Regions from separate parts of the Homo sapiens genome. Here region 1 is linked to region 2. Evidence: chromatin loops called from intact Hi-C (ENCODE). Cell type or tissue: heart left ventricle. All regions are shown on one strand.

Region 1 (8,000 bases), 410 kb after region 2:
GTTCATGGGCACCTGGCTTGGTGGGTGGCTGGACTGAAATGATGGACTCATATGCTCAAGTGATGTCGTGAGGCCTGTGTCTCTTTTCTTTAATGTTGCTTCACTCTGAGTAGTCTCTCTTCATGAGGTACAAGATAGTTCAGGGCAGCTCTGGGCCTGTCACATCTTCCCAGACCATGCTGTCAGAGAAAACAGTGGATCTCTTTTTAGATAATTTCAGCAAAAGACCTGAGAAACCGTAGATTGGCCTGATCTGGTTCCAATGTCTATCCCTAAGTCTGTCACTGTGGCCAGAAAGCTGAAGCATCTGGGATTGGCGGCCTGACCAGCTGCTCATCTCTAGAGCTAGGGAGAAGAATGGGTGAGGAAGGTGTCTAGAAATTGTTGTGTAGCCAAAGTCATGTGCCCAATACATCTGCCCATAAGAGGGATTCTTTTCTTTCAACCTTTCTTTTTCATTACTGAGAAGTCCCTAGAGGGCCACACCCCTTTCTAGAGCTAGAAATGTTCTTACAATGAACAATTGGTCCTATTTGGTCTCACAGATTGGGGGACCACCTGGAGATACCTGAGGAAAATTTAGACAGAAGAATTCAGACCCTAAACTTAGAATGGGATGTTGGTGTGCAAGCTTTAGTCATGGTTTAATCTCAGATAAAGAAGTTGGAAAGGAAATCTCTCTTCTAGTTTAAGGAACAGAAATGTATTCTCAAACATTCTGGGACTTAAGTGGATGAGGCAACTGTACACTCATGCTAGTTCATAGCTCCTATGACTCCAAAACACCCCAAAGATTTTGAGGGCAGTTTTTTTTCTCCCATGACCTCACCCCTTCTTGCTACCCTTTCAGTGAAGTGCATAACATATAATATGTGTTCTTGGGAGTCAACTACTCCTGGTGGTAATGAGATTCCTTCCAGCAAGAAGGAAACCAGGGCGCATCTGTGCTGTGTCAGGGCTACCACACATTGGCATGAAAGAAATGTTCTTGATGCAGCAGGTGTTTCTGGCTTTAGAGCTCTACTACTTGTGGCATAATTTCTTTCTTAAAAAAAGATTATGCAACATTCATTTATTTATAGTCATTAATATGAATTTTTAAAAGCAAGAAAAAATATAAATAAAAGGAAGAAAATACAAGCCAATTATAATCTTACTCCCCCGAAAAGAATCTTGTAAATTTTATAATTTTGGTGTGTATCATTCCAAATTTTATCTGTGTAATTCTATTTGATTTGAGAGATGGACTCCCAAAATGAGCTCATCTAATTTAAAAAACAGCAAACTCTAAAGCAGATTCTTTCATAGGAATTAAAATATAAAGTAGCCAGGAATGTATTTTTGGAGCACATGAACTGCCAACCCTTAAGTCAAAAGACTCCTTTGCAACATGCGTCCTGTAGCCGACTCATGAGAATTTTTTCCTTGATTTCTTTTTAATTACCTTTTCCTGATTCTATAATGACTCCAGCAAGCCATTTCCTCATTTCATCTATTTCTCACTCCAAAATTCACAGTTCAGCCTATCACTTCAGGTAATTTTATGGCCTTCTTTATAATATTCAATTGCATCTAACATTTAATTCCAAAGTTGTTGATTTTGAGAAAGGTTTTTCCGTTGTAGTACCACTGCCCAGCAAAAGTTTGGTTGCCATTGTTTGAGGATACAAAAATGATTTAAAAATATAAAAGTGAATCTTAAACTAACAGTATAATCACTCCTGAGATTCTGCACACAAGGCCCAGTGTACATAGCTATGTAGATCCCAAGACGGTGAGCATTTCTGATTAGGAGCCAAGGGGGCTTCAGCAACGGCATCAACATAGATGAACATTGACTTAGACCTCTAGATTTAAGGTTCTTTGACTCCTGTCAGTTTTTTTAGAAGTGCAGATGGATAGATATTATCTTGATTTTATGATGAGATTCTAAATGTTTCTATATTCCACTACTATATATCCCTCCACACTGTGACCTTCCTTCCTCTCTGTTGTACATCATTGTGTGGATAGTCCTTTCCTCCCAGAAATAGGGTTGCATGGTGTAACTTGCTCTTTTGGCTTATCAGTATATCGTGGTTTACAATGTTTGAGACATAGACAATAACTCTGACTCAGCCAGAACAGAGACTGCTTTTCATCACACTGTGTAAACTGTTCTCACCAACTGGAGACAGACACCTGAAGTGTGTCCCCAACCCACACACTCAAGTCTTCTTCATCCTGCCCTGGACCTGGGAAACTGACCTTCGTTGACCATATCCATAGATTCCTGTGACCTCTGGCTTCCGGTTAGGTTCTGCCAACAACCTATGTCTCTGATAGGTTATGTCTACACATCTCTATAGTTAGTTGTTACTAATTTATTCCTCTAGTTTGTGAATTCTAAAATTATTAGCAATACCCAGGTCTCAAAATCCTTTATTCAGGATGGAATTATCCAAACACTCATCACTGCTCCAGGTGCTGGGAATAGTGAGGCAGGCACAGGGGTTGCTCTCCCTGAGCAGTAAGTCTTTTTGGGGGAACAGGACATAAAGCCAAAAGCACGAGTGATGGCTGTGGAGTCTGAGGGACAAGAAGGAATCTGTCTTCACATAGAAAGTGAGGGGCGGCTGCTCCACAGAAGAGACATTTCAGTGAGACTGGAAGAATCACTCTGAGAGAAACAGAAGAGTCTTCCAGAATGACAGAATGGAGCGTCCAATGATGGGGAGGGAAGAGGGAATATGGCAGTTAGTTTCTGAGGGGCTTTGAGTTCTATGGGACCCAAAGCAGAATGATGGGGAAACTGAGAGAACATCTTGGAGACAGATTTCAAATTGGTAGATGGGAACATTCAATGAAGACAATGACCAGTGACATCATGGGCCTGCTCAGTGTTTGTCCCGGGGAGTGTTTAAGCAGGCTAGGGGGGCTGTAAGGGAAATTCAGCTTTGGTAGGGTGCCAGAGAGATGACTCAGACAGTCTCCAATCCTATGAAACTCTCCATTCCTAAAATTCAAAGCCAATCACCCGAGCCTCTTTCCTTAATTTTATGACTTTGTGTTTTTCCTTTGGCCAAATACCAAGGAATATTATCTAATCCCTGTAGAGTTGTACATGGAGTTCAGCCTCGGCTCATTGCAGATCTCATTCAACTGCCATTCATCTGAAGACTTGAAGAAAATGTAACTGGCTCTTGGGCGTTCACTTAGCAGAAATAGAACTTTGGGAAGTGTCAAAAAGCATCTTTAAAAAGATAAATAAAGTCTGTGACCAACACTAGATTTCAGATCTGAAAGCAACTTCAGAAGCCAACAAGCCAACATCTTCATTTTATAGATAAAGCATGACAGGAGAGACCCAGGGACTTGGGCAACGCCTCTCGCCAATGAGGGCCAGAGCAGGGCTGGTGGATCAGGCCTCCTGACTCTGCCCTTGCCATTCAATCTGGGCCCTTTCGGGGGCAACCCATAGGAAATAACCGATGTATATTTCAGACAAATTCAAATCAAGTTCAAACAATCAAATATCTGAAGAGCTGCCCTGTCCCAAGGGTCTTTGACCACACTCTTCTTCTGTCTGGGATGCTCCTCTTCCCCTGGTTCACCTGGCTGGCTCCTTCTCGTCCGACAGATCTCAGCATAAATGCTGCATCCACGGAAAGACCTTTGAACGTCCAGTCTAAAATTGATCCCCTATTATTACCTCTCATAGAGTCCAGTCTTTCCTTCATACATTTAGCAGAGTTTTTTAGTAAGTGTACTTGTCTATTTCCTCTCTCAACCAATGCCCTTTACAGTCTATGCAATCAAGGACCAAGTCTGTTTTCTTAACTCCTCTGTTAAGTGCCTGGCATGTGTGAGGGCTGGGTGTTCTCCATTTGTCCCCCAACCCAAACACTCCAGTCTTCGTCCTGCCCTGGACGTGGGAAGCTGACCTGCATTGACTGCATCCATAGATTCCTATGACCTCTGGCTTCTGGTTAGGTTCTGCCAACAAGAGGTGCAGGTGGGAGATGAAAGGGCAGAAGAGGGAGGTCTGTTTTCATCCTTTTGCTCCGTCCCATGCAGGTTAGCAGGCTGCAGTGTGTAAGGTGGAATCCTTCTATCCCAAGCCACAGATTCTGTCTGGGCTGTCTCCTAGAGTTAACTTCTCCTTCTTCCTGCCCCTTTGGAGTGGTAGAGGTGGTAATGGCTCCCCTCCGTGGCTAGCCGTAGTTAATGCACCAAATCATTGTTTTATTTTAACCTCACCCAAACCTTTGGAAATATGTGTATCATTTATTAAATGTTTCTCAGGGACTTCATCCTAATATGCTTTCTTTGTCTTGCTGAGTCTCTAACAGATGCAATAGATGTTTAATAAGTTTTCGTTACATGTATTAAAATGGAAGAAGGATCAGATGAATTTCATAAGAGCTCCAGGGTGGAGAACTGAGATCACTGGGTAGAAATCAGTGAAACAGGCTAGTGGCATGTTTGAAGGAGAAGACATCAGAGAAATGTGAAGGCAATTGTCAAGGAAGGTGAATGGCTCTTGTATTGAGATTGCAATAGATGCTTGCTGAATGAAATAGTTTTAGCCATTACCATGCTGCATAGATCTTGTTAAAGTTTGCTTTTTAGGTGGCATCTAAAAGGGTGTGTTTGGGGATATAGTTTCCTGAAGCACGTAGAAGCGGTGTTTGGATTCAAACTCCATGAATGGCACTATCAAGGCCAGTTCTGGAGAAGGCAGAGCTGCCATTGGCTCCAAATGGTAGTTGTCCTGTTCTGACAGCCTGCCTGATCTTGGTGTCCAAGTGAGTCTTTGGGGCTCATCTACATACAATACAGGTCAGTTTTTCCTTCTCCCCTGATGAAAAACAAAAAGGCTGGACTAAGTAATTTGCACAACCTCTTTCAATTCTAAAATTCCCCAGTTCAGTGTTTCCATGATGTGAACTGGGTATGGTGTGACTTGGGAATTCTTACAAAGGAAGACAAGAGTATCAGGAGTGTATTTTGCCTTGAGTGGGTGGAGGCATCTTAGTGGCTGCTAAAGCTGACATTTGTCAGAACTCTGCTTCACCCTTTAACCGTAGACTCTTAGGTCAGTCAAGCCTACCCACACACCACGTGGCCAGTGTCCACCCACAAGCATTTCCAACTTGCAGGCAGGGATGGAGTTTCCCTCATCATTGTACTCTCCAACATGGAAACTGGCATGCTGAAGGTGCTCAATGAAATGAACATTCAGAGAATAGAGGAAATTAATGTTCATGGCAGAATTCCCTGGCTTCTCCTGGTCACTGCCTTTAAGACTATTTTGATTCTGAATTTTCCTGGCTCCTAAGCCCTTTTGACTAAATGTTCTGTTCCTGGCCCCATATTTTCTGCTTGGAGCCAGTGGCAGCTCTGCCTTCTCCAGAACTGGCTTGGTAGTGCCATTCGTGGAGTTTGAATCCAAACACCGTTTCTACGTGCGTCAGGAAACTATATCCCCAAACACACCCTTTTAGATGCCATCTATAAAGCAAACTTTAACAAGATCTTCAAGTAATGAGCAAAATGGGTCTCCCTCTTTCCATCTCACCTAATTCCTGATCTTTGCTTGATCACTAACTTACATTTTCTTAACCCCTACGTGAAAGAACAATGGTTTTCTGAGTAATAAACTGTTTAGAATATCAACACATTCTCAGGAACAAAAAACCCAAAATTAACTTGTTCTAAGAAAATGTCACAGACCCCTCCTGTGGCAGTAGTTGTTCAATACATTTAGTAGTAAAAATATGCCATGTGTCCATCAATTTCAATTTCCTTTCATCTTTTGGTCACTGAGCTATTTTTATCACAACACTTTCATTCCAAAGATGTATTTTTTCCCCTTATATCTACCAATTCTCCAATTCTCCAGACACCAGCTGGGTCCCCTACATTTCAATTCAATTTTTTTGCCAACTACCAAGAGTTAGCATACACCTCTTAGTTAGAGCTCAGTCCCATAAGACAGCTCCCACTTCAGACACTAGTCACAAGTCCTGAGCTCTCTATACTTCTAATAGGCTATACATCGGGGGTTCCCATGACCCCCTTCTCAGGTTTAATAATTTGCAGAACAGCTCACAAAACCCAGGGAAACATTTCGTTTATGTTTTCTCGATTTTTTTTTTTTTGAGACGGAGTCTCGCTCTGTCGCCCAGGCTGGAGTGCAGTGTCACGATCTCTGCTCACTGCAACCTCCACCTCCTGGGTTCAAGTGATTCTCCTGCCTCACCCTCCTGAGTAGCTGGGATTACAGGTGCACGCCACGATGCCCAGCTAATTTTTGTATTTTTAGTAGAGACGGGGTTTCACCATATTGGCAAGGCTGGTCTTGAACTCCTGACCTCGTGATCCGCCCGCCTCGGCCTCCCAAAGTGCTGGGATTACGGGTGTGAGCCACCGCACCTGGCCTCTGGCTTATGATAAAGGCTACAAACTCAGAAACAGCCAATGGAAGAGGTGCATGGGGCAAAGTATGGGGAGGCACACATCTGAGTGCACCACCCTCCCAGTACCTCTATGCGTTCACCAACCTCGAAGCTCTCTGGGCCCCGTCATTTAGCAGTTTTCACGGAAGTTCCATTTTATGGGCATGACTGATTCAATCATTGGCCATTGGCAACTGAATTTATTCTCCAGCCCCTTTCCCCTTCTCACGGGTCTGAGGGTGGTACTGAAAGTTCCAGCTTTCTACTTATGCCTTGGTCTTTCCTGAGGCTAGGCAGGGGCCTCCAGCCTCCAGCCACCAGCCATCTTATTAGCACACAAAAAGACACCTTATCACTCTGCACATTGCAAGGGTTTTAGGAGCTACATGCCAGGAACTGGGGACAAAGACCAAATATGTATTTCTTATTATGGCACAGGCACATAGCCAGACTGCATTTCTCAGCCTCACTGGCAGCTAGGTGGCCATGTGAATGAGTTCTGGCCAATGGAATGTGTACACGAAAGATGTCTGTCGCCAACAGGCCTGCTCTCTAAAATTCTCCATAGCTAACCCCAGTGCCCTCTCTTCCTTTGTTTGCTGTTTGGAGGCAGAGTGTCCAGTGATGGACTCAGAGGCCCTTAAGAAGATCAGAGCTAGTGGATGAAGGATCCTGAAGCCCTAAATGATAGCAGAGTCAGCAGATGAAACAGCCTGTGTCCTTGACTAAAACAGAGCACCCCCACCTGCCTACCTTCGTTGCAATGTGGCATTAACAAGAAGTAAGCCTTTATTGTGTCAAGCCACAAAGGGGGCTGTTTGTTACAGCAGTTGGCCTCCACTGACTAATACAATACACCTGCGTGCCCCAGACTTTGAGGCTCCAAACCAGTTTCCTTGACTCTCTAGGCTGGTGCTTCTTCTGGAGAAAATCTGACCGATTTTAAAACAAATTCTGCCAAGAAGTATGTATTTAAACAGAAGCATTCCCCTTAAGTTTCTTTTCAATGGGGTGTGTGTGTGTGTGTGTGTGTGTGTGTGTGTGTGTGTGTGTGTTTAGGGTCGAAGGAGTTTCTTTCAGATTGGCTTTGATGTCTAATAATCCTATCCATTGCTGTTACAAGTAAAATGAACCAAATAGAAAAATAGCTTCTTAGGGAGGGGAAAAAGGAAGCTGTCCCCATCATTTCTGGTGGCCAAGGATTACCGTGGCAGAACTATTGTCTTTTCTCTCGGCCTGTGCTGTCTTTGGCAGAGGCTCCAACTTATGACCTATCTAAATTAAAGTTTTCCCCTGGAGATGGATTTTATGAGGGGAACTTAGCAATTAGGAAAGAATGGCTAGGTTTCTGCCCTGTAGAGTGGGCCAGAAATGTCACATCCAAACCCTGAGATACAAAACACTTCCCCTGATTATCCAACAACCAAGTGCATTTTAGTAATTTGGTTCTCTTCAACCCATCAGTGGCTGCCCAGGGAATGTGAAATGAGGGAAATATCAAGTTGTTTCTTAGTTGTTTTTGGTCATTTCCCTAACAGACATTATCAAAAATATAACAGG
Region 2 (8,000 bases):
TTGAAAATGCAGTTGCTTTTTTACAAGATATCTGAGCCAAGAGTCTTTTCAGTAATGTTCCCACTTGCATAACTAGTTTAATAAAGCATTTTCAATTTGACATGGTGTAAGTCAAAATTATTACTAATTCTGAATTAATTAGATATAGTTAATGAGATTGTTGTATACGTTTATCACGAAGATTAAAAGTCCAATTTTCTGAACTGAAACTGAGGCGATTTAGGGAAAAAAAAATGCATAGGAATTTTACATCTGGATTTCTTCTTGATACTGATAGCCAATGGAAATCTCTCTTAGGATGTCCTTTGGGAGCTAGAGTGGAAAATAAGTATTTTGTAATGGTTCAGTAATCTTAAAGGAATTAAAGGAAGAGTACCTTGTTTGTTTTTATCCATTTATCATCTCACGTTTTGCCATCCTTTGGTTGTATAGACCAAGGATATCCAACCAAACAGTTTACAATAAAACTATATAAAATGAGAACTAGTTTTTATGCTCAGACTAAAAAGGTACAAAATAGTTATTTCACTGTACAAATTTGGGCTCTGAATGCCCAGTTATTATCAAGAAGTCAGTTACTATTTTCAATATTGAACTTCTCAAGTAGAATGTATTTTAGAAGCATCCATTTATTTACTAGCATCAAGTAAACCACTTATATGCTTAAGCCAGTTAGTATAATGTATTCCAAAGTTATGTTAGTCTACTTATTTTTTAGGTATAAAGGTGAATAGGATGAGAAAATAAATTTTCAAAAGCTGACAGATGTATGTCTTAGACCATTTTAAATATTGCTGTACAATACCCGATTTAATACTTTGCCCATGGATTTCTTTTTACATCTGTAAAAAGTTTTATGGAAAGGTTTTTCACCTTTGTTATCCAGACAACAGTGCTTTGAGTTATGTAAAGACAAGGTATTTCTGTTTTATAGCTGGGGACTTAGAGGCCTAGATTAGCTAGGCCAAGGTTACATAAGCAGCTAGTGGTAGATTCAGATGGAAACCCAAGTCATTGTTAGGATTCCTAGTTTAATTTTCTTTATATTAAATCATAGTAGTTTCTTACTTTTTTGGGAACAATCTGCTAAGAAATCTCCTGCTAATTCACTGACCTTTCAGACTGGGATGATGTTAGTAAATATTTATATTGAATGACATCCTTTTTCCATTTTACTTCAATTTCTCAGTCTTTTCTCCAGTTCTCCAAGGTTAACTCCATTAATTCTGTCAGTGAGCATTGGAGTTTCTACCGTCTACTCTGTAGTAGCTTGTACTACAGAAAGACGTTGGCAATGTGACATGTGGTCTCTAGTCTCAAAAAGTTTACAGTCCAGTATGTAATAACATCTATGCTAGGATGGAAATCCAAATAGGGTATAGTGGGAGCAAAGGGAGTTACACGGTCAGCTCCACATTAAAGTGTCAGGAGTGGTCTCTTTGAATTGATTTCTGAGAGAAGAGTAGGCTGTGGTTGTCAGGATGTGGTTAGTTCAGAGATTCCCAGGCTTATATATAAACCAGTTATTAAAAACTCAAGTGGTGGAGGCCTTAAGGTGTGCCCAAATTTTTCAGGTAAGGGTATTAAAAGTGCTGTTTACTTTTATGAAAGAATTTATTTATACATTTATTTATACAGATAGGACATTTTATGACCCAAAACTCTTAAGTGGGAAGAAGCTTAGAGTAATTTGAATATATCCTTTTTTAAAAAATGAGTGAGTATAGCTTTATTGTCAGTTTTCCTTCCCCCCTCCGCCATTTTTCTGCATACCTGTAACAATTTATTGACTGGCATTTGAGAAGATTGGCTTAGTGGAGAAAATATTGAATTGAGACCTGTGGAAGAAGGAAAAGGGAATTTAATGAGTTCTTACTACATGTCTACATTGTTTCTTTTAATCTTCACGAACTACTTAAGCCAAATATTATCCTTCATTTAAAGTTGAGGAAACAGTCTTAGTGGTTAAGTAACTTACCCAACTCATTCAATTAGTAATTAGTAGAGCCTGAATTTTAATCTTAGGATTTTTTTTCCCCTTCGGAAGCCCATGGGTTTTGCATTACCTTACTAGTTCTGCTACTTATTGGTAGCTCTATGATTTTATGCAAAACAGTTTACCTGTGGGTCATCATTTTTTCCATCTGTAAATTTGATCAGCTACTTACTAAGGTTTCTTCACTGAGTATAAGTCTCCCTTGATTAAATTAAAGCATTGTCTGAGTGAGTAGACAAAGTAAAAATGTATTTGGGGGAATAATATATGTGTTTTTGTTATGCCGTTTTCTTATCTATTTTTGAATGTACTGTATCGTCTTTAAGTGACATACCACTTTTGAGAATCAGTTTGAAACCAGGCTGTAATACTTGATTTATCACTGTAGAATGTCTGAGACAGAAAGTCAGTTATAGGTTGGGTGCAGTGGCTCATGCCTGTATCCCAGCACTTTGGGAGGCCGAGGCAGGTGGATCATGAGGTCAGGAGTTCAAGACCAGCCTGGCCAAGATGGTGAAACCTCATCTCTACTAAAAATACAAAAATTAGCTGGGCATGGTGGCGGGGTCCTGTAATCCCAGCTACTCAGGAGGCTAAGGCAGAATTGCTGGAATTGGCGATTGCACTCCAGCCTGGGCGACAGAGTGAGACTCTGTCTCAAAAAAAAAAAAAAAAAAAAAAAAGAAAGTCAGTTATAAATCCTTTTAAAATGTGGAAGATATCATGTTACTATTTGTTAATTATGTGCGTCCTTTTATATATATAAGTTCTTTGTTGAATTTGTGAGGCATCAGAGTATATAACTTTATAGGTCACTAGGAACCTTTATATTTTACTGTAGAAGAGTGCTCTTCAAAATGTGTCCTGTGACCTATTAGTAGTAGGTCATAAATCTCTTTTGTGGGTCCGAAACAGCATTAAAAATTTAAACCGAAAAGTAAATACTAGAGTACATCACAGATAAGAGAGGGAAATACTGTTCCCTGAAATTTGTTTGAAGTGTTTGTGATGCGTGTGAATCTGGATTGCACTATATTTCATACTGAAGGTCATGGTTAACAGTATTTGAAAAACAGTTTTCTAGAGCAACATTTCTTAACCAAAGCATTATTGACATTTTGAGGCAGATGATTTCTTTTTTATGGGGGCTGTCCTGTGCGTTGTAGGATGTTTAGCCACATCCCTGGGTTTTATCCACTAGGTGTCAGTAGTACATTTCCGGTGGTGACAACCAAAACTGCCTCCAGATCTTGCCTTTTATCTCTGGGGGATGGGTAGTGGGGTGGCAAAATTACTGCCTTGGTGAGAGCTGTTGCTTTAGAGCAAGTGTTCTTTCTGACAATTTACTCTCTTGTATCTGAAAAGATAGCTTTATTAATGGGACTAACATTGTGTATGTAGAAAAGTCATAGATGTTAGAGTTTTAGGGACTTGGTCTCGGTTTTGTTGTTCACTAGTTGTATGATGTGGGGTAAATTTTCTTCCTGAGACTCTGTTTGTTAGTCTGTAAAATGAGGATTTTGATATCTACTTTTTAGGTTGTTTTAAGAATTAAATATATAAAAACACTAGGGTAATTTCTCACACATCATTGGCTTCCTTCCGTATGTCCTAGAACCATTAGTGTCCAGGTTTTTTTTCTCCATAAAGTCTATATGTGAAGGCAAACAATTTTAAAAACTATTTATATAAACAGATTTCAAAAAAGTTAAATTGTGTATATTCTGTTTATTCTTTTCTTTCTTTCTTTTTTTTTTTTTTTTTTTGAGACGTAGTCTTGCCCTGTCTCCAGGCTGGAGTGCAGTGGTGTGATCTTGGCTCACTGCAACCTCTGCCTCCCGGGTTCAAGCAATTCTTCTGCCTCAGCCTCCTGAGTAGCTGGGTCTACAGGCGTGTGCTAACCACGCCCAACTAATTTTTGTAGTTTTAGTAGAGGTTAGCAGAGATGGGGTTTCACCATGTTGGCCTAGATCTCTTAACCTTGTGATCCGCCTGCCTCGGCCTCCCAAAGTGCTGGGATTACAGGCGTGAACCACTGTGCCCGGCCCTGGTTATTCTTTTAACTGCTAAATTTACTAACTTTAGGTACCGGGTTAAAAATGTTTGCACTTTTCATGTGGAGAAAAACTGAGTTGGGTAGTATCTTTAAGGACTTTTCTCTCTGTTGCTCTTTTTTTTTTGGCTTTGTTTTCACTTCATCAAATCAACAAACATGTTGAGGATTTAATATAGATAAAAATCTTATTTCTTCAACCTGTTGTACAAAATATTTTGTATTCTCCACCAAGAATTTAACTTGATCTGTTGATCTGTTGATCATTTTTTCCCAGCTTTATTGAGGTATAATTGACAAATAAATATTGTATATATTCAAGGTGTACAATGCAATGCTTTGATATACATGTACATTGTATAATGATTACCAAAATCAAATTGACACATCCATCACCACAAACGATTACCCTTTGTGTGGGAGTGGTAAAGACACAGAGGATGTACTCTCAGCAAATTTCAAGTACATAATACAGTATTATTAGCTATAGTCACCATACTGTACCTTATATCCCCAGAACGTACTCATCTTAGAACTGAAAGTTAGTGTTCTTTTTTCAGCATCTCCCCATTTTCTCCATCCCCTGCCCCAACAACCACCTTTCATATTCTCTGCTTCTGTGAGTTCTACTTTAGATTCCATATATAGTGAGATCATACATTATTTATCTCTCTGTCTCTGGCTTATTTCACTTAGCTGTCTTCCAGGTTCATCTATGTTGTTGCAAATGACAGGATTTCCTTTTTTATGACTGAATAATATTTTATTGTATATATCACATTTTCTTTACTCATTTGTGGACAAGCACTCAGGTTGGCTCCATATCTTGGCTATTATGAATAATGCTGCATTGAACATGGGAGTGCAGATATCTCTTAGAGATCCTAATTTTATTTACTTTGAACATATACTCAGGAATGGGATTGCTGGAACTTATGAAAATTACATTTTTAATTTTTTGAGGAATTTCCATACTGTTTTCCATAATGGCTGTACCAATTCCTTTCTAATGATATTTTATTTTGGTCTGAATACAGAATTAATAACAGAAAAGCCTACTAAATAAGCCTTACAGATGCCTAGGTAGGGCTTATATTCTGTGTTCTTTATATTAACTTATTAAATTATCACAGGTAGCCAGGTGCAGTGGCTTGTGCCTATAATCTCAGCAACTCAGGATGCTGAGTCAGGAGGATCGCTTGAAGCCAGGACTTTAAGACCAGCTTGGCCAACATAGTGAGACCCCGTCTCTAAAAAATAAAAAAGTAACTGGGTGTGGTGCACACCACACCTGTAGTTCCAGCTATTCGGAAGGCTGAGGCCAGCAGGAGGATCACTTGAGCCCAGGAGTTTGAGGTTGCAGTGAGCTATGATCATGCCACTGCACTGCAGCCTGGGTGTCAGAGCAAGACCCTGTCTCAAAAAAATTCTCACAAGAACTCTGTGAAGTAGTTAATATTATTAGCCCTGTTTTACAGATGAAGAAACTGAGGTACAAAGAAATGTAATGACTTGCTGGTAGAATGGATTTACACCTAGGCAATCTTGCCCTAGAGTCAGTGCTTTTAACTACTGTGCTAGGTTAGCTGGATATAGATTCTACCTGTAATTTAGAGTCTCTTTATATAGTTACTATAGTTAATTTGACTGTCAGTTTGTGGCATGAAACTAATCTTTACCTTAATGTGTTATTAGATCTAAAAGAATTTCTAATAGTCTAATGAGAATATATGCAAAATTCCCTGTATGTCTTTTAATATATTATTTTTCTTAACTCATGTTAGGGCATTACAGTCTTCCCTTGGTATCCTCCTATTTTGTGGGAGATTGTTTTCAGGACACCCATGAATACCAAACTCCATAGATGCTCAAGTCCCTCAGATAAAATAGCATAGTATTTGCATGTAACTTACACATATCTTCCCATACACTTTAAATCATCTTTAGATTACTTATAATACATAATACAGTGAAAATGCTATGTATGTAGTTGTTATATTGTTTTTTGTTGTTGTTGTTTATTTTTATTTTTTTCAACATTTTCTTTCTTTTTTTTTTTTTTTTTTTTTGAGATGGAGTCTTGCTTTGTTGCCCAGGCTGGAGTGCAGTGGCATGATCTCGGCTCACTGCAACCTCTGCCTCCTGGGTTCAAGTGATTCTCCTGTCTCAGCCTCCCGAGTAGCTGGGACTACAGGTGCACACCACCACTCCCTGCTAATTTTTGTGTTTTTAGTAGAGATGGGGTTTCACCATGTTGGTCAGGCTGGTCTCGAACTCCTGACCTCAGGTAATCCACTCACCTCAGCCTCTCAAAGTGCTGGGATTACAGGTGTGAGCCACCATGCCCAGCCTTTTTCAATCCACAGTTGGTTGAATCTGTGGTTTCTGCATCCCCACGGAGGCTGACTGTGTTTACTTTTTGCCATTAAAAAAATAATATCTAGAAGCTGGAAACCATCATTCTCAGCAAACTGTCGCAAGGACAAAAAAACCAAACACCGCATGTTCTCACTCATAGTGGGAATTGAACAATGAGAACAACATGGACGTGGGAAGGGGAACATCACACACCGGGGCCTGTTGTGGGGTGGGGGGAGGGGGAGGGATAGCATTGGGAGATATACCTAATGTTAGATGACGGGTTAATGGGTGCAGCACACCAACATGGCACATGTATACATATGTAACAAACCTGCACGTTGTGCACATGTACCTAAAACTTAAAGTATAATAATAATAATAATAAAAAATATTTAGCATTAATGGTTTCTTTTGATTTTGTACCCTGCTTCTACTAAGGCTATTTTTAAGTTTGCCTTTTTTTTTTTTTCCAAAAAATGATACATGATAGTGTTTGCAGAGATTAGCCACCAATAGATTTTATTGTAATCTTGTGGGGCATTTCTTATGATTTAAAAAAAAATCTATAATATGTATTTAACCAAGTATGTCCTGCCTGTGTTTTTTGTGTGGCTTAAGAGCCAAGCATCACTTTTACATTTTTAAATAGTTGGAAAAAATCAAAAGAAGAATAGTATTTTGTGACATGTGAAAAATTATATGAAATTTGAATTTCAGTGTTTATAAAGTTTTATGGAAATACAGCTACAGTCATTCATTTACATGTTGTCTATGACTACTTTTGTGCTACAACTGCTGAGGTAAATAATTGCTACAGACCACATGGCCTGCAAAAGTTAAAATATTTATTACCTGTCCTTTTATAGAAAAGTTGCCAATTCTTGCTCTAGATTATTTACTTATGTATTGCAGTTAACTGTTCATTGTCTTATTTACCTTCACTGAAATGGAAACTCCATAAAGGCAAGAAATCTTTGTTTTGTTCATTGATATATCCCAGGTACCAAAGAACAGTGCCTGCCTCATCATAGCTACTCAGTAAATATTTGTATAGAGTAAAAAATGTATGAATTTATAAAAAATGAATATTTAATTTTCAAAATGATAATAGCTAATGTTTATTGAGTACTAACAACCATGTGAAATACAGATGTTTTATTATATCCATTTAACATCAAGATTAACACATTAAGAAAGAAAAGTAGGCCGGGCGTGGTAGCTTATACCTGTAATCCCAGCACTTTGGGAGGCCGAGGCGGGTGGATCATGTGGTCAGGAGTTCAAGACCAGCCTGGCCAAGATGGTGAAACCCCATCTCTGCTAAAAAATACAAAAATTAGCCGGGCGTGGTGGCGAGCACCTGTAATCCCAGCTACTCAGGAGGCTGAGGCAGGATAATCGCTTGAACCCAGGAGGCAGAGTCTGCAGTGAGCTGAGATCATGCCCCTGCACTCTAGCCTGGGCGACAAAGCAAGACTCTGTCTCAAAAAAAAAGAAAGAAAGAAAAGTAACTTACCCAGGGTTACACAGTTAAGTAATGGTAGAACTGGTATCCCATCCTAGAGAATGTGACTTTAAAACTGGTTCACT

The links. Hi-C counts contacts between places; a loop is a spot of excess contacts. Peaks named below come from ENCODE experiments on the same cell type or tissue, not always from the same donor. Only the 100,000 strongest peaks of a DNase experiment are listed, where the experiment ranks them.
Region 1: a loop joins it to region 2, with 5 times the contacts of the local background. A loop is called at or near these places in 32 of 110 quality-filtered maps.

What each region holds. Positions count from the first base shown.
Region 1 is chr4:15,235,077-15,243,076 of GRCh38, reverse strand. The region is part of intron 2 of C1QTNF7-AS1 (C1QTNF7 antisense RNA 1); the gene reads left to right. Among named protein-coding and RNA genes, the nearest start is that of C1QTNF7-AS1, 190 kb to the left of the region's middle. In heart left ventricle, a CTCF peak has its summit at 4,197; no DNase peak of the experiment used is centred here; H3K27ac peaks cover 380 bases.
Region 2 is chr4:15,645,341-15,653,340 of GRCh38, reverse strand. The region is part of intron 1 of FBXL5 (F-box and leucine rich repeat protein 5); the gene reads left to right. It also overlaps a transcript of FAM200B not described here. Among named protein-coding and RNA genes, the nearest start is that of FBXL5, 6.0 kb to the left of the region's middle. RefSeq lists silencers at 4,584-4,683, 5,952-6,177. In heart left ventricle, CTCF peaks have their summits at 2,983 and 3,187 (motif pointing right); no DNase peak of the experiment used is centred here; H3K4me3 peaks cover 1,296 bases; H3K27ac peaks cover 2,044 bases.